Linked DNA regions of Homo sapiens: all the other regions are linked to region 1. Evidence: chromatin loops called from intact Hi-C (ENCODE). Cell type or tissue: heart right ventricle. All regions are shown on one strand.

Region 1 (8,000 bases):
TTTAGTGAAGTTTATTTTCTTTCTTTTTCAACAGAAATGTTACACTACACAGTTTCCCCAGAACAGGGACTTTTTCTCTTTCTGATTAATTAAATCATTTGTTCATATATTTATTCTTTTTTTTTTTTTTTTTTGAGACAGATCCTTGCCCTGTCGCCCAGGCCAGAGTGCAGTGGCGCCATCTTGGCTCACTGCCAGCTCTGCCTCCCTGGTTCACGCCATTCTCCTTCCTCAGCCTCCCGAGTAGCTGGGACTACAGGCGCCCGCCACCATGCCCAGCTAATTTTTTGTATTTTTAGTAGAGACAAGATTTCACCGTGTTAGCCAGGATGGTCTCGATCTCCTGACCTTGTGAGCCACCCGCCTCGGCCTCCCAAAGTGCTGGGTTACAGGCGTGAGCCACCGTGCCCGGCCTTATTTATTAATTTTTATGTCCATTCGACAAGCATTTATTGAGAATCCGATATATACCAAGCTCTCTGCTAAGCATTAGGGATACAGAAATGGCACGGCCTCCATTCTCAATTTGCTCACAGTCAAAATCCAAAAGACACACAAATAATTGTTAAAATTACAAACAATTATTAAAAACACAAATCATCTGATAAGTAGCTGTGATGAGAATTAGAAGGGGCTGGGCATGGTGGTTCAGGCCTATAATCCTAGTACTTTGGGAGGACAAAGTGGGAGGATGGCTTGAGCCCAGGAGTTCGAGACCAGCCTGGGCAGCATAGCAAAACCTCACCTCTATAAAAAAGGAAAAGCAAAGAAAAATTTAAAGAATAGGAAAAATAGGGCTGGGCATGATGGCTCAAGCCTGTAATCCCAGCACTTTGGGAGGCTGAGGTGGGTGGTTCACCTGAGGTCAGGAGTTCAAGACCAGCTTGGCCAACATGGTGAAACCCCATCTCTACTAAAAATACAAAAATTAGCTGGGGGTGGTGGCACGTGCTTGTAATCCCAACTACTCAGGTGGCTGAGACAGGAGAATCTCTTGAACCTGGGAGGCAGAGGTTGCAGTGAGCCAAGATCATGCCACTGCACTCCAGCCTGGGTGACAGAGCAAGACTCTGTCTCAAAAAAAAAAAAAAAAAGAAAGAATAATTTAAAAAAATAGAGAACTAGGAGAAGGGAAGGGTGGTCATAGAAGTTATCTTGAAGGAAGAGGCTGTCGTAGCAAGATCTGATACAACAGAGTTTTGCTGTCATAGTTGCAAATAAATAGTTGAACGATGCCTGTAATCCCAGCACTTTGGGAGGCCAAGGTGGGTGGATCACTTGAGGCCAGGAGTCAAGACCAGCCTGGCCAATATGGCGAAACCCCATCTCTACTAAAAAAATACAAAAAGTTAGCCAGGCGTGGTGGTGGGCGCCTGTAATCCCAGCTATTTTGGAGGCTGAGGCAGAAGAATTGCTCAAACCCAGTAGGCAGAGGTTGCAGTGAGCCGAGATCGTGCCACTGCACTCCAGCCTGGGCAACAGAGCGCGACTCTCTCTCAATAAATAAATAAACAAATAAATAGGTGAATAAATTCAATTCAGTTCAACAAATATTTCATAGAAGACCCTACTATCCAAGGCATTGTGCTCTGACTGGAAGTATGAAGACGAAGGGGCAACTTCTAGTTCTACTAGCAGATAATATCTACAACCAGATGTTTCAGTACTAGATAGAGAAATCAATGCGGGTAGGCAGGGTAGTGGGACAATGAGAAGGGGAAGGCAGCTCTAAGCTCTATCTGACTAGGCTTCCTAGAATCAGTGCAGTGTTGAAGCTTGGATAGATCCAGTGTATGAATGGGAGTCATTGACAGCTTTTTTTTTTTTTCTTTTGTGATAGGGTATCACTCTGATGCCCAGGCTGGAGTGCAGTGGCATGAACATGGCTCAGTGTAGCCTCCACTTCCCAGGCTCAAGTGATCCTCCTACCTCAGCCTCCTAAGTAGCTGGGACTAAAGGCACACATCACATTAGCCTGGCTAATTTTTTAAATTTTTTGTAGAGACAGGAGTCTCACTATGCTGCCTAGGCTGGTCTTGAACTACTGGCCTCAAACAATCCTCCCGCCTCAGCCTCCCAGAGTGTTGGGATTACAGGTGTGAGCCACTGCTCTCGGCCTTCATTGACAGCTTCTAATCAGAGGCATAACGTGGTCAGATTTCTATTTGTTGGTAGGATGGAAGACTAAAATCAATGACACTAGCCAGTAGGCTGGATATACAATCTCTCTTGATAGCTGTGGGCATTTGGTTTCAGGATCTCGCAGTTACCAAAATGCAGGATGCTCAAGTCCCATATATAAAATGGCGTGGTATTTGCATACAACCTACACACATGCTTACATATCCTTTTTTAAAATTACTTATTTTTTTTTAAAGAGATGAAGTCGAACTCCTAGTCTCAAGCAATCCTCCCATCTCAGCCTCCCAAGTAGCTGGGACTACGGTCGCATGCCACTGCGCTGGCTCCCATATACTTTAAATCATCTCTAGGTTACTTATAATACCTAATACAATGTAAATCCTAGGTAAATAGTTGTACTGTATTTTAAATTTTGCATTATTTTTTATTTGATTCAAAAATGTTTCTGGTCCATGGTTGGTTAAATCCATGGATGCAAAACCCACAGATACAGAGGGCACCCTGTGTATGTATGTGTATGTGTGTGTGTGTGTGGGTGGGTGTGTAAATATATACATGGATAGGAGGCCTGAGGTAGACGTTTTACCTGGAGATATAATTTGGCAGTGTTTGCAATTACTCAGGGAGAGTCTGTACAGTGAAAAGAGAATTGATGGAAGCTTGCGAACCAACAGTCCTTAAACAGCTGGCAGAGAAAAGGCAGCCCTGGAGGAAACCAACAGACAACAGCAGATGGGGAGAAGAGGAAAGAGTGGCGTTACCGGGAGTGAAACGAATAGAGGAGCCAGGGAGGATCAGAGGGAGGGAAAATTGTGTGGAATGCGGTACAGAGGTCAGAAAAGAGTCCATTTGATTTGGCGGTAGGTAATCTTTCCCAGAGCAGTTTCGGTGTTAGTGGTTCAGGCGGGAATTCCAATGCAAGAAACCAGTGAACGAATGAGAGAGTGAGTAGGGAAAGTGAAGGTGAGTACGTTAATGAATGAATAAATCAAGTCTGTACCCTCTCTTGCCCGGGGGATTTCCAGGGCCAATGTCGCACTTTGGTGAGGAGGAAAGGCCTGGTCACGGCTTGGGGTGACGCCTAGGAAACTGTCAGCCTCGCAAACCCATAGGCGCAGCCCCAAGGTCAGGGTCACCTCGAGCCTCCAGACAACTCGTCACCTTGACGACCAACTGAAAAAACCGGAAGGGATGGAAGCAGCGGATCATCTCGCGATATCTGGAGCGTCTGCGCCTGCCTTCCTGACCTGGGACTTGTTTCCAGCTCTCGCGAGACTTTCAGGGGTCGGAGCGCGGGGGCCGGCCGAGAGGAAAGCTGGAGGCGCGGGTGGGGAACATGTCTGAGTCGGAGCTCGGCAGGAAGTGGGACCGGTGTCTGGCGGATGCGGTCGTGAAGATAGGTAAGGGGCTTTTCGCCCCAGCAGGCCCGGCCGGTGCAGAGCTGCTGGCTCCAGGCTGCGCTGCCCAGGAGGAAGGAAGGGAAGCCCCACGGGAGGTCAGGCCTCTCGGCCTTTTCCGGCCCCTCCGGCCAGGGCGAGCCGCCCGGGCCCCGGCGGGAGGTCACTCGGGCGGCGGGCACAGACCCGAGGAGCCGGAGCAGCAGCCCGGGTGCGGGGTGGAGTTGCAGCCCGGAGGAGGTGGTCGGGGTTGGCAGGTGGCAGGAGAGTCGCAGAGCTCTTGAGTGGAAGACAGTGTCGGGGCACACCCTCGTGCCGGAGCCGCGGGGTTCTCCTCCCGGGTGGTGCATTCCCCGGCACGCGGCGGGGAACCGGCTCAGGAGGCCACGCTGCTCCCCGGCGGAAACCAAAGTGCCTTCTGGAGAAGGTCACCTGGAGCATTTCATAGACACCGCCAGGCCCTGATGCGAGTTGCTGTCATTCCCGACTTGCCACCTGATTTATTTGAATCAGAGTAGTCTGGGGCCTGAACTTAGAGGGGTGATGATCTGGAATGAGAATTGCGCTGGAAAGTAAGAAGTTGTTCACGTTAAGTTTTTCTGCGTAGTCCTTTAACACGTGCTCAGTGACGGCACAAATTATGAAGTCACTGTATGGTGGGGAGGAGAAAGGAAACTCGTTTATTGAGCGTATATTGTCTTCATTGTGCGAAATAATCTTTTTACAGGCCGTGAAATGGAGAGTCAGGTGAAGGAATTTGCCCACGGTCACAGCTAACAAATGGCAAAATTAGGGATTTTACCCAGCTTTTCTGGGGTCAAGTCCCATGTTCCTTCTTCGATGCTAATTTTTGTTACCCAAATGTGATATTTTTGTGTGGTAATCTTAGGGTATTTAAGAGGATTTAGGATTGTGTCTTTGAATGAAAACATTGAGGAATAAGATTGTAAGCTCCATGAGAGCAGGGATGTTTTCTGGTTTAGTCACTGCCCCATCCCCAGCCCCTAAAAGAGTGCTTAATAAAAATTGTTGAGAGTGAGTCAATAAATGAAACAGTTTATAAGTTACCATTTCACCTCTGAATTCAGCACTTACAGTCAAGTGATTTGGGGCAAGTTATTTAACTTTTCTGTGCCTGATTCCTATTTGGAAATCGGCAGTAATAATTATTACTATCTCATGGAGTCGTTGGGAGGATTAAATGAGTTAGTTTGTTTAAAGGCTTGAATATGGATCACTTAGGAATGGGTTATTTTGGAAGCGACTAAACAGTCACTTTTGTTTTGTTACTGTTAACAGCTTGCAGTTCAGAGAGAAGACTTAACACCTAGCTATGAAATGACCAAAGTAGTTACTAGGCAATGTCATATAGTTAAGAAAGGGCTTTGAGCTGGGCGAAGTGGCTCAGGCCTGTAATCCCAGCACTTTGGGAGGCCGAGGCGGGAGGATCGCCTGAGATCAGGAGTTGGAGACCAGCCTGGGAAACAAAGTGAGACCCTTCCCTTAAAAAAAAAAAAAAGGAGAAGAAGAAGAAGGGGCTTTGGAGGTAGACAGAGCTGAGTTCGAATCATCCACTCTCACTCTTCTCGCCCATCCTTACTAATTTTGTAGCTTTGGGTAAAGTCTCTTTCTCAACTACGAAATGGTGATCAAAAGAGATTTACCTGAAAGTATTAAAAAAAGTAAAGGACAGAAAAATACATAAGCTACTTAGCACAGTGCCTGGTGCTTTATGTATACAGTAATGGTAGTCATAATAACTGGCTTTTAAAATTTTTTAATGTATTTTATTTATATTTATTTTTAATTAACTTATTTTTTTTATACAGGCAGGGTCTCCCTATGTTGCCCAGGTTGGTCTTTTAACTCCTGGGCTCAAGCGATCCTCCTGCCTCAGCCTCCCAAAATGCCAGGATTACAGGCATGAGCCAATGCGCCACACTCATAGTAGTTGTTTTTTATTTTTTGAAATAGGGTCTCGCTCTGTCACCCAGGCTGGAGTGTAGTGGTGGGATCTCGGCTCACTGCAACTTCTGTCTCCTTGGGCTCAAGTGATCCTCCCACCTCAGCCTCCTGAGTAGCTGGGACTATAGGTGTGTGCCACCATGCTCAACTATTTTTGTATTTTTTGGTAGAGACGGTGTTTTGCCATATTCCTCAGGCCGGTCTCAAACTTCTGGGCTTAAGTGATCCATCATCCTCAGCCTCCCAAAGTGCTGGCATTACAAGCTTGAGCCACTGCACCCAGCCAATAGTTGTTGATATTAATATTATTGTGCTACTGAAGACCACGTGAGGCAGTGAATAGTGTCACTCTGTCTCTCATGCGTAGAACGTTGATAGGGGTGCAGCATATACATGTGGAGTAATTAAATGAGGCAAGGTGATGTACGATCTCAGGTATAAGTTAAAATGAGTGATTCAGACTCTTTTGCTGTAGGGTTGTATATTAAGTGACTGAAGGGATGGGCTGAGGTCATTCAATAAGAGTGTGGAAGGGCCTTCAACTGACCTTTGTAGAATGGCTTGGGATTGAATAGTCAGGTAGGATGGAAGAAGAACTTAAGCAAAGGTCAAGTTGGATTTTTATGAGGAGTAAATCGAAGCGCAGAGAGGTTAAATATCCAGAAGTGGAGGAGCTGGGATTAGAACCCAGGCATCCTAATTTCAGTGCAGAGAGGCTGGTTTAGGTGGAGTCAGAACTGTGAAATGTCTTAGAGAGATTCCATTTTATCTTGGAGGTGTTTGAGTTGCCTGTTGACTTTTTCACATGCTTTCTGCGTATTCAGCACCTCTGCCTTAAAAATCTATTGCTTCCAGGGCTCACTAGGCATAGGCTGGTGGGTAATCATGGGATGGTTTCAAGCAACAAATATTTATTGAGCTGTGGGTCAGTCAGCGGGCAAATAGAGAAGCATAAGACATTTCACTGCCCTCAACAGGGAATTGACGTAATATATTAGGTTGCCATTAAAAAAAAAATTGGCAAAGACCACAGTTACTTTTGCACCAACCTAGTAAATGAAATTTTAGTATGATTGTTCTGGCAGAATGAATTTGGAGCAGAGGAAACTAGCAGTACTGTGATTGTGAGGTGATAAAAGTCTGACCTGTTAGACTGGAATAAATGGGCATATTTGAGAAATTTCAAACTTTTTCCCATCTGTGAAATAAGGGAGTTGTCCTGTTGGTGATGGGCTGAGAGAGAGGGCGGAAGAGAGAAGAAGTAAGGGAGGCTTTAGTCTGAGTCGTCTTTGAAACCATGAAGGTGTACGCTCTTCTATAGTGAGCGTGTTGCTTCCTGTTTTCTCTGGGTAGTGAGGTTCTGGAACTCTTTAAACCTCATTGGCTGCTTGCTTTTCTGGTATTTCAAAATGGAGATGGAGACTCAGGGAATGGCAGCCTGTCATAAGATAGGTAAGAGGTTTGGTGGAAGACATAGACAGGAAGAAAAGGCCAATGCAGGCTTTCAGCTCCATCTTGATAATTTCACTGTGGGTTTTTGTTGTTTTTAAGACAAGGTCTCACTCTGTCACCCAGTCTGGAGTGCAGTGGTGCAATCACAGCTCACCACAGCCTTGACCTCCAGAGCTCAGGTGATCCTCCCACCTCAGCCTCCTGAGTAGCTGGGACTGTGGGTACGCACCACCATACCCATCTAACTTTTGTATTTTTTGTAGAGATGGGGTTTCACCATGTTGCCCAGGCTGGTCTTGAACTCAGGGTCCAAACGATCCACCTACCTTGGCCTCCCAACGTGCCAGGATTACAGGCATGAGCCACCACACCTGGTCCATCTTGATAATTTCATACTCTGGCTTGGCAAAGACTGAAGGGAAGCCATGGTGAATGCACAGCAACTTCTGTGAGTCCTTCTCTGTTTGGTTGTCTTATACCTAAAGTGTTTTGCTTCCAGGGTTCACCAGGGTTATTTTCCCACCTGTTTGCTGTACGATGACTATTATAATCACTCGTGTTTAGCATAGGTGTTGTATAGCTGAGTTAAATAGCTTTCTTAAGCCTGTACTTTAGGCAGTGGTCCTTTAAAAAAGTAATCTTCAAGGATCTTTTCACCCTGAGGCTTGAATAATATCTTAATAGAAAATTATCATATGATTTTGTCCTGTAGGAAGAGGCATTTATTTATAAATACCCTTGCCCCCATTACTATCTTAAGAAAAGCAGTTCTAGGCCAGGCACAGTGGCTCATGCCTATAATCCCAGCACTTTGGGAGTCTAAGGTGGGAGGATCACTTGAGCCCAAGAGGTCGAGACCAGCCTGGGCAACATAGTTAGACCCATTGCAGCAAAAAATATATATATTAGCTGGGTGTGGTGGCATACGCCTATGGTACCAGCTACTTGGGAGGCTGAGGTGGGAGGATCTCTTGAGCCTAGAGGTTGAGGCTGCAGTGTGCTGTGATCGCACCACTGCACTCCAGCCCAGACGACAGAGCAAGA
Region 2 (8,000 bases), 56 kb after region 1:
TTCTTTCATGATTGTGTAGTGGCATGATCCTGGCTCACTGCAGCCTCAACCTCCCAGGACCGAGTGATCCTCTCACCTCAGCCTCCCAAGTAGCTGGGACCACAGGCATGCACCACCACACCTGGCTAGTTTTTAAATTTTTGTAGAGATGGGATCGTCTTATGTTGCCCAGGCTGGTCTTGAATTCCTGAGCTCAAGCAATTCTCTCACCTTGGCCTCCCAAAGTGCTGGGATTACAGGTGTGAGCCACCATGCTTAGCCTACTTTACGTTTTCTTTTCTTTTCTTTTCTTTGAGACAGAGTCTCGCTTTGTCGCCCAGGCTGGAGTGCAGTGGCGTGATCTCGGCTCACTGCAAGCTCCGCCTCCCGGGTTCACGCCATTCTCCTGCCTCAGCCTCCGTGTGTGTTACAGTGACCTACAGTATTTAGTACAGTCACATGTGGTCCAGATTTGTAGCCTAGGAGCAATGGGCTATGCCATATAGCCTAGGTTTGTAATAGCCTAGACTATTCAGGTTTGAGTTCACTCTATCACCTAATGGCACATTTCTCAGAGTGCATCCCCATGGCTAACTGACGCATGACTATAGTTGCGCTCTTATATTTAGTTCAGAATTCAGAACCTCTGCTTCCCTCCTGAGAGCCATCTCTGACTGTGCCAACTCAAAACAACTGCCCCCTATTTACCCACATCCCTGGACCTCCCCTCAGGGGAGTGTCTGAGTGGGCATAGGGTCTGTGCCCCCAGCTCCCTGCCCTCACCCTTGCCTTTCTCCCCACCCTCCTAGAAGTGAGTGAGTGTGGAACTGCAGGGCCCTGAACGGCCCAGGGCAGGGCATTGCTTTGCCTGACTTGCTGGGGGCCTTGGGACAGCCCCTTGCAGAGCAGGGAGACTTGGCTGGGAGATCTCCAACTTTCCTTCCCGCCCTCGCTTTTGGGGAGTCCCATGACTTGCTGTGTGACCTTCAGGGCGGGAGGAAGGGTTGAGAATCTGGGTGAGGCTCTCAAGGCTCAGGAAGGAAAGTACGATCGCTGCTTAAAAAAAAAAAATAGATTAGTTGCTGCTTGAAAAAACAAAAAAGCGTAAACCAACAAAAAAGCATAAACCAACAAAAAAAGAAAACCTGCTAGCCAAGAGCCCACCCCACCGGTGGGGGCAGCCTGGGCTCTTCGGGGCTGGGCAGGAGGGTGGGCGGAGGCAGGTGTGTCTGGATGACAGCCGTGTGTGGGAGAGACTTCATCTGGCATCCTCGCTGCCTCCTGTTCCAGCCCAGCCTTGGCTCTGATGCTGGCCCAGCCTTTCCCATGATCCCCTGGGGGGAAGAGAGCTGACCTTAGTGGGTGCCTCCTAGGTGCTGAGTACCTTCATTTACTCCTCCCAATTCTTCTCCAGGGAAGGTGCAATGCTTCCCATGTTAGGGTTGAGAAAGGCAGTTTCTGAGGAGTGAACTTATTTCTGGAGTCACACAGCTCCTAAGGGGAGGGGCTGCAGTTCAAACACTGGGGACTCCAGGGTCCACGCTTCCAGGGGGAGCCCGGGGAAAATGCTGGAGCTCCACGCTGCTGGCCCGGGGAGGCCGAGGCCCCAGCGCCCTGCGGAGAGCCTGCTAGGGCCTGGTGGGTTGGGTTATAGCACCCCTCTGTGGACACAGCTGGCCCTGTGATAACCTCAGCTGTGCACTGGAAAGGGTGGAAGGTAAGGAGGGGGCCTTCTGCCTCAGTTCGTCTCATTTCTCCTAACCTCTGTCCCAGCCTGACGCTGATAACCAGTTCCTGATCTCTGGGCCTGCAACCTCTTCCAAAAAGTCACCATTACCCCATTTCCCAGTAAGCCTCCATTAGCCTCAACCCCAGTCTCAACACTCGGCTTCAGCCTAGTTGTGACCCACAGCCTCGGTTGTGACCTCTCCTAATTCCAACTCCAAGTGCTCACCCCAGCCTCCCTCCCTCCCTCTGTCCCTCCCTCCCTGCCTCCCTCCCTCTTTTCTTTCCTGTCCTTTTTTTCCCTTTCCTTTTTGACAGGTTCTTGCTCTGTCACCCAGTCTGGAGTGCAGGGACGCAATCATGGCTCACTGCAGCCCCAAGCCTGGTCTCAAGCCATCCTCCCGCCTCAGCTTCCCACATAGCTGGACTACAGGTGCACATCACAATGCATAATGTGATAATAAAAAATGTGTTATCACAGTGTGATAATAAAAAAATATTTTATTTTATTTTATTTTATTTTGAGACCAAGTCTCACTTTGCTTCCCAGGCTAGTCTTGGACTCCTGAGTTCAAGTGGTCCTCCCGCTTTGGCCTCCCAAAGTGCTAGAATTACAGGTGTGAGCCACCATGCCTGGCCCAGGCTACTTGCATTACAACCCCAGTCTCAATTCCAAATCCACATCACTTTCTGCCCCAGTCACCTCCCTGGCCCCCTGTGACCTGTTGTTCCTGAGGAAGCAAGATGGGGTCAGATATAGGAGGACAAGAGTCCCTGGACCTCTCCTAAGGGTCTAGGGGGCCAGTCCAGCCCAGGGAGCCCTGGCCTTAAATGGACCTCCAGGACCCTTCAGGTGTGCTGTGGGCAGACCTGACTCAGGAGTGAGGAAGCCGCCTGCATGCCAGGCTTGTTGAAAAATTCACTGGGTTGCCAGTTAGGGAGGAATCCATTCTATTTTGTTAGGATGTGGTTGTACTGGAAACATGGGCTTTGTCAGCAAGACCGGAAATGCGTGGGTGAGGGCCTGGATCGTGACAGGAACTCATTTGGGAGGCGGCGGGGGGGCAGCCTGTCCGACCTCACTTCCAGCTGCCCTTCCTCCCCAGTGGGCTGGGAGTGGGGCTTATCCCGGCATTGGGGTCCCCTGAGATGGAGACCTGCAGGAGAGGGGCAGGAGCTGGGGGAACTTGCTGGATGGGGAGCGGAGTGCTTGGAGGGGTTCACAGCCCTGCAGGAGCCCCACTCAGCCAGCCCACCTCTAGACCCGTGCTCCCCAGACACTTTATAAAGTACTTGGCTCTGGGCTGGGTGCAGTGGCTCACACCTGTAATCCCAGCACCTTGGGAGGCCGAGGTGGGCAGATCACTTGAGGTCAGGAGTTTGAGACCAGCCTGGCCAACCTGGTGAAACCCCATCTCTACTAAAAATACAAAAATCAGCCAGGTGTGGTGGCGAATGCCTGTAATTCCAGCTATTCTGGAGGCTGAGGCAGGAGAATCACTTGAACCCGGGAGGCGGAGGTTGCAGTGAGCCAAGATCATGCCATGACACTCCAGCCTGGGCGACAGAGTGAGACTCTGTCTCAAAAAAATAGATAAGTAAGGCCGGGCGCAGTGGCTCACACCTGTAATCCCAGCACTTTGGGAGGCTGAGGCGGGCGGATCACGAGGTCAGGAGATCGAGACCATCCTGGCTAACACGGTGAAACCCCGTCTCTACTGAAAATACAAAAAATTAGTGGGGCATGGTGGTGGGCGCCTGCAGTCCCAGCTACACGGGAGGCTGAGGCAGGAGAAGGCGTGAACCCAGGAGGCGGAGCTTGCAGTGAGCAGAGATCGTGCCACTGCACTCCAGCCTGGGCAACAGAGCGAGACTCCGTCTCAAAAAAAAAAAAAAAAAAAAAGTACCTGGCTTTGCCATCTCCATGGCCCATGGTAGGATTGTCCTAAATGGGATGCCCAGTCCCAAGCCACCTGACTCCTGGTGCTGGGCTTCTGTGGGGCCACTGGGACCAGGACTTGTCCCCTCTTCCTCCTGATTTAGCCTCATCCAGGCCCCTCTAGGGACTGTCCCAAGGTAAAGAATCCCTGACTGAGCGCATAGCTGCCTAGGAAGCCTGATCAAAACGCAGACTCCTACCCACCCTAGAACTTTTACTCCACAAGTTCCTAGGGAATTCTGATCAAATTTCAGGTTTGGGAACCACTGGCCTGGCTCACTGCACTCATTTTACAGGTGGTGGGGAAACAGGTCTGAGTGTCCCGGTCACCCAGCACACGTGGACCCATGCCCTTTCTCGGCTGTGCCGTCCTCCGAGGGTTTGGGGGCCTCCTTGAAGAAGGCACTGCCCTCATCTCTGAAGCCTCCCTCTCCCGTGCTTTTTGCACTGGGGGGCATGGGTGAAACTTACCTGGGGCGAGTCTCCTGAAAGCGGAATCCTTTGACACAGACTGCCCTGCAGCGCCACCTTTTGGCAGATCCTGGTATTGTTTTAGTATCTCACTCCATCCTATAGCAGGGGAATTTGCAAATGGCCAAGTGCTTAGCTTTGATTGGCTCCCGCTTGACTCACGTGTTAGAATGGGGCTGGGGACAGTGATCTGTGTAGAGCCCTTGTGGATTCGAGTTTCTGGTGAGGCATCTTAGAGAACAATACTGTCTGGTTCAGGGTCAGTTTTTTTGCCTGAGGTCTGGCCAGCCAAGGTGGCCCAGGAATTCACTGCAGGCCAGGTGCGGTGGCTCACGCCTGTAATCCCAGCACTTTGGAATGCTGAAGCAGGAAGATCGCTTGAGCCCCAGGAGTTTGAGACCAGCCTGGGCAACACGGCGAAACCTGGTCTTTACAGAAATTAGCCAGGTGTGGTGGCGGACGCCTGTAGTCCCAGCAACTCGGGAGGCTGAGGTGGGAGGATCACCTGAGCCCAGGGAAGTCGAGGCTTCAGTGAGCCGTGATCATGCCACTGCACTCCAGCGTGGGTGACCGAGTGAGATCTTTTCTCAAAAAACAAAACCAAAAAGAAATCACAGCAACGTGAAGGTTAAGGCTAACTTTTCAAACATCAGAATCCTGACAATGGTTGCAGTAGCTTTCAAGGAGACATGGTGTGTGGCCAGCCCCTCCAGGGCTGTGTGGACAGCTTTTTGTGTATTTTCCTGGGTGACTCACAGCATCAAAGGGAGAAAGGAGGTAGTAATTGTTCAGCACTTGACATGTGCTTGAACACTTCGTAATCGCAATCCTGTGCCAGGCAGTGGCACCATCTCCCCTTTTTAGATGAAGAAACCGAGGCACCGAGATAAAAAGTAACTTGCTCAAGGCAATTTAGGAAGTTGTAAAACCAACCAACACATATGGAATGTGTATTATCTGCTAGGCTCATTTAATATCTCATCTGACCTTCCAGATACCCATCTGATGTAGGTACCACTCCCAGCTCCAATTGTGAGATTCAGAGGGGAGAAATAACTTGTCCAAAGTTGCACTTGGTTAGTAAGTGGGAGAGCTGGGGTTGCGCCAAGGAGTCGGATGCCAGAGTCCATGCTGTAACACCACTACCCGGCCCCCTGCACCTTGCTGTGCCTCACCTGGCACCTGTGCTCCGTTCTAGGGCTCTGGAGGCCACGGGCATGATGCTTCGGGTCCTGGTGGGGGCTGTCCTCCCTGCCATGCTACTGGCTGCCCCACCACCCATCAACAAGCTGGCACTGTTCCCAGATAAGAGTGCCTGGTGCGAAGCCAAGAACATCACCCAGATCGTGGGCCACAGCGGCTGTGAGGCCAAGTCCATCCAGAACAGGTGGGACCCAAGGGGTGGGTGGGGGGATGCGGACAGGGGTCCAAGGAGGGAGGAAGAGGACCAGGGCTGCCCATCCCTGCCTCCCCAACAGTGACACAGGCATGGTGACCTCTCCTCCCACAGGGCGTGCCTAGGACAGTGCTTCAGCTACAGCGTCCCCAACACCTTCCCACAGTCCACAGAGTCCCTGGTTCACTGTGACTCCTGCATGCCAGCCCAGTCCATGTGGGAGATTGTGAGTACTGCCTGCCTGCCCCACCCAGTCTCGGCCCGGAGCCTGCCCCAGCCTTGGCCTTTCTCCCCAGGCTCCTGTATTCCAGCAGATGGCCACAGGGCCTTAGAAAGGCCCCACTGTGTGCAGGGTGAAGGGCTTGTGCTGGGGATACAAATGTGGGCCTCCCCACAGGATGGCTCAGAAGTCTGACACCAACTTGTACAGGACAGGGATGTTCCCGAAGTTCCATTCTGATGTCTCTCATGGGCTGAAGTCCTTTCAGGGGCTTCCTGTTGTTATAGGATGAGACCAAAATCTTTGCCCTGTCCCGAGAACCTGGCATGGCCTGGCTCAGTGGCCTTTCCAGCCTCCTCCTGCTTCCTGCCTTCCTTAGTAGCTTGACGCTTAACACAGCCACCTTCTTTCAGTGCCTCGCACCTGCTCCGTTCGCTTCTACCCCAGGGCCCTTGCACCTGTTCTTTTCCCTGCTTGGAACACCACCTCTGTCCCCTTTCTCTAGTTCACTTCTATTCATTCTTCTGCCCTTGGCCCAAGCAGCGTTTCCTCAGGGCCCCTTTCCAGGCCCCCTGACTGGGGCACACCCTGGTACCGTTGGCTCTCAGAGCACAGTATGCCTCCGCTTCAAGCACCTTTCACACCTGCAGTCTTCCACCTGCATCCGGGTGATTTTGACAGATCTGTTTCCCCCACTAGACTCTGATTTCCTTGAAGGAAATGTGTCTTTGTGTCCCCAGAGCTGGCACAGGGTAGGCGCTCTGTGGAAGGGAGGAAGGAAGAGAGGAAGGGAGGGAGAAGGAAAAAAGGTACTTAGATGGGTGATGATAGGGGCAGAGTAGGAGGTAGATGGGGTTCCTGCAGGGTGAGCCTCAGCTGGGCTGGGCTTTGGGGTGGGGCTCTTTTGAGGAAGTGAAGTCTGAGCTCAGACCCAAAGGCGCAGTTTAGGGCATGTGGTAGTCGGCGGGGATAGGGGGGTGGGTGGGGGGAACCTTCCAGGCAAAGGGAACAGCATGTGCGGAGTCCCTGAGGCAGAGCCCAAGCACAGGATTGGTAAGAGTGGTGCAGGGTCAGGGGTAGGGGGGCCAGCCAGCTGGTGGCACCTGAAGGTCCTGGGTGGCCTTAGTGAGGGGTCAGGGTTTGTCTCCAAGTGCAGGGGGATCGCGGCGGTGGGGGCGATTTTAGCAGGGGCAGGCCACACTGGTGGCTGCTGGTGGGGAATGGGTGGGAAGGTGGCAGGACTGGATGTGAGGAGACAGCTCTGGTGGCTTGTGCAGGGGTTCAATTTCCCCCTCCCCATGGGACCCCAGAGCTAACTGGGCATCACAGGTGGGCTCTGGGATTCTTGATCCCATGAGGAAGTATTACCCTAGGGGCTGCCTTGCCTGCCCCAGACCTTTGGGAACATGCCTCTGCTTCTCTCTTGCCCTCTGCAGGTGACGCTGGAGTGCCCGGGCCACGAGGAGGTGCCCAGGGTGGACAAGCTGGTGGAGAAGATCCTGCACTGTAGCTGCCAGGCCTGCGGCAAGGAGCCTAGTCACGAGGGGCTGAGCGTCTATGTGCAGGGCGAGGACGGGCCGGGATCCCAGCCCGGCACCCACCCTCACCCCCATCCCCACCCCCATCCTGGCGGGCAGACCCCTGAGCCCGAGGACCCCCCTGGGGCCCCCCACACAGAGGAAGAGGGGGCTGAGGACTGAGGCCCCCCCAACTCTTCCTCCCCTCTCATCCCCCTGTGGAATGTTGGGTCTCACTCTCTGGGGAAGTCAGGGGAGAAGCTGAAGCCCCCCTTTGGCACTGGATGGACTTGGCTTCAGACTCGGACTTGAATGCTGCCCGGTTGCCATGGAGATCTGAAGGGGCGGGGTTAGAGCCAAGCTGCACAATTTAATATATTCAAGAGTGGGGGGAGGAAGCAGAGGTCTTCAGGGCTCTTTTTTTGGGGGGGGTGGTCTCTTCCTGTCTGGCTTCTAGAGATGTGCCTGTGGGAGGGGGAGGAAGTTGGCTGAGCCATTGAGTGCTGGGGGAGGCCATCCAAGATGGCATGAATCGGGCTAAGGTCCCTGGGGGTGCAGATGGTACTGCTGAGGTCCCGGGCTTAGTGTGAGCATCTTGCCAGCCTCAGGCTTGAGGGAGGGCTGGGCTAGAAAGACCACTGGCAGAAACAGGAGGCTCCGGCCCACAGGTTTCCCCAAGGCCTCTCACCCCACTTCCCATCTCCAGGGAAGCGTCGCCCCAGTGGCACTGAAGTGGCCCTCCCTCAGCGGAGG
Region 3 (8,000 bases), 160 kb before region 1:
CAACAGAAAAGAGGAAGAAACAAGAAAGTAAAAGCATATAATCTAACAATTTCACAACAAAGGCCTCGCTGGCCTTCTGCCAACCTCCAGAAAACAGTGCTGGACTCTGTGTACCCGCAGTGTGGCTGGGACTGCAGACACCAGGAAGACCTTGGGACCTGTGGAGCCTGGATGGTTCAGTTGTCTGAGCCAAGGAGGGCTGGATTAGGCTCAGTGATCGAAGCTGAGCAAGTTTCAGCACATACCTCTACAAAGTGGACGCCCAGGGATGGCTGATATGATGATTCTTTAGGAAGCCAAATGCTCAGTTTCTCAGAAAGGTGTTTTCCTGTTTCATGACAGATAAAAAGGTTTCTCATCCAGACAAATAAATCTGCTGACTGAGAGCTTTCATTAAAAGCAAACAGTCTTGCAATAAGGAACCGTAAGCTAGGAAGGCCTTCCATGAATATATGAAATGTCACAAGTCCTCAGCCTGTGTCTGAGAGTGAGAGAGGGAGAAATTTGAGAAGGTGCTGACCAGCTCAAAGACTGGGATATCATAACCCTAACAACATCCAGTCAGTACATTCCTCACCTACAAACGAAAATCACAGGCAAGGCCACGCACCGCTGAGTCCCAGGAGACACACCTTCCCAAATAAGTGTTTGGGTGGGTTGCTGTTAACTTCCAATAAAGCAGATAAATGTCATCAATTGCTTCCTGTCTTCAGGTCTTGTCAATACAGAATGCTAAGTCCGCTAGCCTCGAAAGCCTGTGTACCTTCCACAGTCTTAAAGACTTGATGGGAAACTGGAAAAGCAATCAGGAACAGAACACCATGGGCACGAGACTCATTCCAGGTACTGTCACAGCAAGATACCCTTCTAGTATTCCAAAGCTAGGAACACACCTCCCCTTGCTCCCGCCAGCCCAGGGAAACCGAATAAGCTGTTTACCAGGGACCCCAGCAAAGCGAGCCTCAAAACTCACCAGTGGGAGAACTTCATGACACAAAGAGAAAACATTGTTGCTTTCATTTGCCAATTTTTAAATACTTAGCTCATAAGTTCTGTGACCAAAACTAATAGAAGGCTCGGGAGGAGAGCTCGGAAAAGCAGAGGGGGTTGTTTTCCTAGGCTCCTTCCTCTAACACGAAGGTGGAAATCAATTCGCTTTCCCCTTCTAACCCTTGAATCCCTGGAGAACGATCGTATTTGGATGGCCTACGAATGCTCAGCTTTCCAGTAGTGCCCCAGACGAGGAATCCATCCATCCAAGTATTGTTCTTACCTCCCACTACCTCCTACGTCAGGGGAGGGGACCGGGCACATGGTTCCGAGGTCATGCTCCTCACTTAGAGGATCGTGGGAATGCTTACGGAAACACTTGTCACGGCGCTGCCAGCTGGAATCGCTGCTTAAGAAGAGGCTGGAAAACTAGGGAGTGCGCGATCAGAGACGGGAGGCTGGGGAGAGCAGGGAGGCAGATGTTGTGTGTTATCACTGAAACAAACACAAGCCATCCAGTTGTGCACTTCAGCTACGTGCGGCTTAGCGTACTTCGATAATGCCTCCAGAAAGTCAGGGAAAGGAAATACAGAGGAAGCTGGGCCTCTCTTCTACCACCTCGAAACTGTCCTGCTGCCAAACAGATCTGGGAAAGCAGGTTTTAATGAGAAAATTCAATTAAGAAATAAACTTAAGTAACCCCATAGCATGCTGAGTGAAGAGAGGAGCCTTTCTCAAGTGTCTTAGTGCCGAGGAGTGGACCAAGGGGCTCTGAAAAATGACCAATGAGGCTTCCCGCCACTCAGAGGAAGCCAAGCTCAGAAAGGCCACGAAGACCATCCTCGCTTAAGCGCGGGGCCAGATTCCAAGGCCAGGTCTGCTCCGCCTCATCCATTTCTTGTGCTGCTTCCCAGTGAGACTCAGCAGAGGACACACGAGGCCACATGAGGTACTCACATCAGGATCTCAGCTCTCTAACACAGGGAGGGGTGCAACGAAGGCAAGGACACAGGTGCTGTGCGTGACTCCCCACCGGGGCCGGCGGGCACTGGGTGGCTCAGAGATCATTAGGAACGGTCGCTCCCTCCCTTTCTCCTGGTTTCCCTTCTGTCCTCTGATAGAGGAAAGTGGCTTAGATCATTCTCACAGGAAGATTAAATCCAGAGCAAGGGAAAGGGATAGGAATCCGTTTCCAATCAATGATGGAAACCAGATTCCCTCATCAGTTGGGATTCATTCTTACATGTTGTAAACATCACAGAGCTCCACCCATGGCTACAAGCGTTCAGGAGGTATGAAGCATGGTGGCACATCCTGGGTGAGAGCTGCCTGTGGCCAAGAAGCCTCCCGGCTTGGGCTGGCCCATCTGAGGGACAGGAAGCAACACGTCTCTTGGAAGTTATCCCCAAAACTCCCATCTCAGAAAGGTGAGATAAAGCACAAGACTGTCCCACTCTTGTAAATGTTCTATATTTACAGGAATAAAGTTTTAAAACCATCTTAGACAACTATAACCTCCTTCCTGTAGAACATACCCATGTACATTTGTACTCATATGGGAAAATATGGTATCAATTATTAATAGTAAAGTATTTGAATTAAAGGTCTTTTGTTCTTGAAGAACCACGGGATCTCAGTTTCAGTGGCCTTGGAGTCCCACTTCCCCCGTATGAAATCCCTAAAGCACTAGGTGTTTTGACCCCTGCTTGATCTTGACTATGGGGAAAATGCACCATGTCCCCAGTCAGCCTGTGTCACGCGGTGCTGGCTGTTTGGCAGCTCTGCCTTACACTGCAGCCTCCAGCACAGAGAGTCCTCTGTCCAGAACCACCTCAAGGATGTGCAAGTTCTCTGCCACATGGCATCCCTCAGACACCTGAAGTGAGCCATCTCAGCCTCCCTCCAAGCAGCTTCCCTCCCGGCTGACACTCCCAGCTCTGCTGTGTCCTGCACATGGCACGCTTCCGAGACCACTCGCCCTCGGCTGTCCCCTGGGGTTCATGCCACTGGATCACTGGGTGCTTAATAGGCGCCAACCATTTCAGAAACCACCTCTTATTCCCGTGAGAGCAACCCCTGCAAGTATTCTGTTTTGGTTTTGTTTGTGCTTTTTCTTTTTGCAGGAATCAAGGCCCTAACATCCAGAACCTCAGCAGTCTCTCTGGCTGCCATCCACATCATCTGCCCAGACACAAAGAGAGCGGGACAGGACCACAGCGTGGCCAGGTGGGGGTGCTACCGGTTTTCCCTACAGCTGACGTAAAATACATATATTACTGCAAATCTAATAACCTGCTTAGAAAGCACTTCAAGGCAGAACCATTCAGGAAATACCTTAATACAAAATACCTTTGTTTTTCTTTTCTTTTTGTTTTTCTGAAGCAGGGTCTTGCTTGCATACCACCATGTCTGGTTAATTTTTGTACTTTTTGGAGAGACGGGGTTTCACCATGTTACCCGGGCTGGTCTTAAACTCCTGGGCTCAAGCGATCCACCTGTCTCAGCCTTCCAAAGTGCTGGGATTACAGGTGTGAGCCATGCACCCGGCCCATAAAATACACCTTTGTAATGAATATGTGAGAAATAGATACTGGAAGAGATGATGTAAAAACAATTTTTTATTTTTATTTAATCTCTCTTATGCAGATTAAGCATTTCCCCTGAAATCCAACCCTCACAGCTCAGTCCAAACTTTTCCTCACCGTGAAAAGGTGAACTCCAGACCAGCCTAAGGCCAACCGTTCTGAATGGCAACCACTAGATTCAAAGCAAGGTGCTGTGATGTTGCTAGGTGTTTGGTTTGTGCTCCTATGACCAGTGTGGGGGGAAGGGACTTGGGCAGACATCCAAGCTGAGGTCCCCTGGGCAGAGTGACTCAGAATTAGTGTCTGGATAGGCATCCGTGCACCCAACGCTACTGACTTACTCCAGTTCATCCTGAAGACAGACTATTACAGTAAAAGCCATGTTTTAAAAAAGTTATAGCTGCTAGGCCGGGCGCGGTGGCTCACGCCTGTAATCCCAGCACTTTGGGAGGCCGAGGAGGGCAGATCACAAAGTCAGGAGATCGAGACCACCTTGGCTAACATGGTGAAACCCCGTCTCTACTAAAAATACAAACAATTAGCCAGGTGTGGTGGCGGGTGCCTGTGGTCCCAGCTACTCGGGAGACTGAGGCAGGAGAATGGCGTGAACCCGGGAGGCGGAGCTTGCAGTGAGCTGAGATCGTGCCACTGCACTCCAGCCTGGGCGACAGAGTGAGACTCCATCTCAAAACAAAAAACAAAAAACAAAAAACAAAACAGTTATAGCTGCTAAAACCTTATGCAGAAAGTCCACGAAATTTGAAAATATACATCATATAAACGTAAGCAAGGCTGAAAACACGTGAATCCCAGTTAGCTCACCCTGCATTCCTGCCCATGCAGCTCGTGACCCAGCTACAGCCTTGGGTCTGTACTCTCCCTGCAGTCAGAGGATGGGGACAGGTGGCACACTGCTGGCCTGAGCACAACAGGAGTCCGTTTGCTTGGGGACATTTCTTGGAAATAAAGTAAGTATAAGGGTGTACTCAGGAACACTGCATTTTATCTGGGACTCGGCTTTGTTGCCCAGCCCAGCACAGGGAAAGAGGAGTTTTAAAGTGTTTCAGAGGAAGAAAGAGAAAACCTTGTTGGCCTCAGGGGAGTGAGGTATAGCACACTCATTCAGCTTCATTTACTGAGTACCTACCTAGTATACACAGCAGGGCATGTTCACCCCTTTTTTTGCATAACAACATACACCCAGGGTGGCTCCAGTATACTCAGAACTACGGAACTGAAGAAGCATCACATCACATCTTTCCCAAGTGATGCTGGGTGGGGTCCCCAGTGTAGAAGGCAGACAGAGAAAAAAAAAAAAAACAGCAGCACCAAGCGGCTCAAAAGCTCAGGAGAGGCCGGGCACAGTGGCTCATGCCTATAATCCCAGCACTTTGGGAGGCCGAGGCGGGCAGATCACCTAAGGTCAGGAGTTCGAGACCAGCCTGGCAAACATGGCAAAACCCCATCTCTACCAAAAGTACAAAAATTAGCTGGGCGTGGTGGTGGATGCCTTGTAATCCCAGCTACTTGGGAGGCTGAAGCAGGAGAATTGCTTGAACCGGGGAGGCGGAGGTTGCAGTGCGCTGAGATTGTGCCACTGCACTCCAGCCTGGGCGACAGAGCAAGACTCTGTCTCCAAAAAAAAAAAAAAAAAAAGCACAGGAGAGGTATCCACAGCCCTTAAAAAGCATCAGTGATAGCTCCAAATGCTGAAAGATGAAGGGCTCTGTCATCTTTAAACCCTGTTTGTGATTTCCAGTTTCAATGAGCCTGTTACATTATTACTGTAATCCTAAAAAAAAGGCTCACAAATTTTTTAACTGACAATTTTCAAAAAACAAAAGTCAGTGCTTAGTCCTGTTGTTTACATCGGGTACACTATTAGAATCTGGCTTTCAGAATGGAGAGACCCAGACTGCTCATGACAATTACACCAGAGGATCTGATTCAAACTGATTCGAGCTGGGGAGTGGGGGGGCGTGGAGTGAGCAGGAGCAGCTGAAACAACGCTGGGCACGGAGGATAACTGCTGAAGTTGAGTGACAGATAATTGGGGGCTCATTATATCACGTGCTTGAAATTCTCTGTAACAAAAAGTTCTCTGAATTTAAATCAGGCAACACTAACTTAAAGTTCCCTTACGGTAAGGCCTGGTTGCCACCTACTCCTAGGCTCTTGCAAGCTTTAAGGCCAGTATGAGTCGAATGTTTACTGGACATTAGGCAGTTTTCTCACACTCACACTCGCACTCGGTCCAGGAAAGCCCTCCCGGGGCAGGGGGCCAAACGAAACCCTAAATGCAGCTTTGTAGCAGCCCAGCTGCTCTGAAGGACTGAAAAACACAGGGTCCTCAAAAATCACCAAAAAACCCTTTGGCTTGGACAGCTTTTCCTTCCCTGGCTTCCTGTAAAGATGCCGCAGGCTCCCTAGAATCTCCAACTCCGGTTTGTTTTTAGGAAAGTTCCGTTGCTCCTGCCTTCAGCTTGGCTGCCTACTCCACGTTACACAAATACACCTCCTCTGTGCGGCGCAAACAACCTCTACGCCAGTGGTGCTGAAGGAGGCCTTCGCTACTTGCATCCATCCTATCAGCGTCCAGAGGAGTGAACACGTAGATGTCTATCACTGACTTCATACCCTTCCCCCAACAAAAAAACCTTAAAATCATAATTACATCCTTCTCTACAATGACCTTTCTTACTTTTATAACAGGATTTTAAAAATCCATTCCTGGCCAGGAGTGGTAGTTCACGCCTGTAATCACAGCACTTTGTGAGGCCAAGCTGGGAGGATGGCTTGAGCCCAGGACTTCCGAGACCAGCCTGGGCAACATACTGAGATCCCATCTCTACAAAAAAAAAAAATACAAAAAAATTAGCCAGGCATGGTAGCGCGTGCCTGTAGTCCCAGCTACTCGGGAGGCTGAGGCAGAAGGATCACCTGAGCCTGGGAGGTCAAAGCTTCAGTGAGCTATGATCACACCACTGTACTCTAGCCTGGGCAACAGAGAAAGACCCTATCTCAAAAAAATAAAAATAAAAGATAAAAATCCATTCCTTTTTTTAAAATAAGACACTGTATAATATTAATATAGCCACGGCAGCACCACTGGACTTACGGCCTGGCTTTAGGGAGACCTCAGACTGTTGACGTCAGTTTCTGGTCCACAGCTGCCTTGGAAACCTCCCTGAGCCAAAATTAAAACAACAGCTTTCTCTCAGGGTATGCTTAAGTTATTGTTGTTGTTGTTGTTGTTTTAAAAAGAAAAAAAGACAACAGGTTTGATGTGACACTCAGTGTCTCCGGTGTGCCAGGCACTGTGTCAGGTACTTTACAAACAAGGAAAGCAAGGCACAGAGAGGCCAGGTCACCTGGGCAAGGCCGCCTGGCAGATGCTGTGTGTGGCCGCAGAGTGAGGCATGTCCCAGACTCAGCCTTCCTCACCAAGAGGGACTCAAAGCCTTCTGGGGCACTCTGTGATGAAAGCTATGGGCTCTCTCCCCAGGGAGTGCACACACACAAAAGTCTGAATGAAATATCTGGTGGGTTCATAGTGCCCCTCTGTTCCCCAAACGTCCCCTCTGGTTAAAAAAACTCTATTCAGGTGAAACCCTGTCTCTACTAAAAATACAAAAATTAGCCGGGCGTGGCGGAGCACGCCTGTAATCCCAGCTACTCAGGGGGCTGAGGCAGGAGAATTGCTTGAACCTGGGAGGCAGAGGTTGCAGGGAGCAGAGATAATGCCACTGCACTCCAGCCGGGGCAACAGAGCCAGACTCCGTCTCAAGGAAAAAAAAAAATTCTATTCAGATTTTCATCAATGAAGAGCTTCAGCAGGAGTGTCTCCCATAGAAAGAGGCAGGTGTGTCTCTGGCCTCAATCCCTCTCTCTCCTGAGGTGTACATGGCCCCAGGGCTTGCCCCTCCATCAGTCTGCAACACCCCCCAGCCCTGAGGTCTCAGACACCCAGCTGCCACCTCCCCACCCTGTGACAACTTGGGCTTGTATCTTATTAAAACACTCTAGGGTCCAACCCTCTTAAAACAATGAAAACATTTTCTCACTCATATAAACAAACAAACCTTTACTGAAAACTAATGACGAACACAAAGGGACTATTTACAGAAAACAGCGTGCCTAGCCCCATCTAGATTATAAACATAACTGCACACTGGCTCTAAGGACCCTGCCATCTTCCCAGGCCCTGGCCTGGCTGTTCTGCCACTCCCCACCTCATGCCTGAAACTGACACAAAGGAACCAATCCTCCAGCCAAAGTAAGCAATTACAACGTGTAGCTGAAATTCAGAGAGGTGATCTAAAAAGCAATTTTGTAAGATAGCTCCAAATTGGGAAGAAAACAAATTTTTGTATTTTATTTTTATTTTTGAGATGGAATCTCACTCTGTTGCCCAGGCTGGAGTGA

The links. Hi-C counts contacts between places; a loop is a spot of excess contacts. Peaks named below come from ENCODE experiments on the same cell type or tissue, not always from the same donor. Only the 100,000 strongest peaks of a DNase experiment are listed, where the experiment ranks them.
Region 2: it touches region 1 in a loop (6-fold over the local background); 51 of 110 quality-filtered maps call a loop at or near these places.
Region 3: a loop joins it to region 1, with 2.1 times the contacts of the local background. A loop is called at or near these places in 15 of 110 quality-filtered maps.

Annotation. Positions count from the first base shown.
Region 1 is chr1:19,593,568-19,601,567 of GRCh38, forward strand. It overlaps MICOS10-NBL1 (MICOS10-NBL1 readthrough), which reads left to right and starts at 3,412. Exons shown (of 4, transcript NM_001204089.2): 1 at 3,412-3,542. It overlaps MICOS10 (mitochondrial contact site and cristae organizing system subunit 10), which reads left to right and starts at 3,412. Exons shown (of 4, transcript NM_001032363.4): 1 at 3,412-3,542. The coding sequence starts at 3,479. It overlaps MICOS10-DT (MICOS10 divergent transcript), which reads right to left and starts at 3,265. Exons shown (of 2, transcript NR_135054.1): 1 at 3,143-3,265. RefSeq lists an enhancer at 3,205-3,504 and a silencer at 3,625-3,834. In heart right ventricle, no CTCF peak of the experiment used is centred here; a DNase peak (open chromatin) is centred at 3,374; H3K4me3 peaks cover 2,607 bases; H3K27ac peaks cover 3,665 bases.
Region 2 is chr1:19,649,700-19,657,699 of GRCh38, forward strand. MICOS10-NBL1 (MICOS10-NBL1 readthrough) reads left to right here. Exons shown (of 4, transcript NM_001204089.2): 2 at 5,313-5,501; 3 at 5,625-5,736; 4 at 7,167-8,000. The coding sequence starts at 5,332. The coding sequence ends at 7,430. NBL1 (NBL1, DAN family BMP antagonist) reads left to right here. Exons shown (of 4, transcript NM_005380.8): 2 at 5,313-5,501; 3 at 5,625-5,736; 4 at 7,167-8,000. The coding sequence starts at 5,332. The coding sequence ends at 7,430. Among named protein-coding and RNA genes, the nearest start is that of NBL1, 9.4 kb to the left of the region's middle. RefSeq lists an enhancer at 726-1,343 and a silencer at 4,194-4,333. In heart right ventricle, CTCF peaks have their summits at 1,643 and 4,164 (motif pointing left); DNase peaks (open chromatin) are centred at 1,263, 1,612, 2,762, 4,172 and 2 weaker places; H3K4me3 peaks cover 1,521 bases; H3K27ac peaks cover 4,550 bases.
Region 3 is chr1:19,436,798-19,444,797 of GRCh38, forward strand. The region is part of intron 1 of CAPZB (capping actin protein of muscle Z-line subunit beta); the gene reads right to left. LOC124903869 (a long non-coding RNA gene) reads left to right here and starts at 3,101. Exons shown (of 3, transcript XR_007065525.1): 1 at 3,101-3,216; 2 at 4,419-4,543. In heart right ventricle, a CTCF peak has its summit at 3,218 (motif pointing right); DNase peaks (open chromatin) are centred at 94, 928, 1,374 and 2,807; H3K4me3 peaks cover 727 bases; H3K27ac peaks cover 8,000 bases.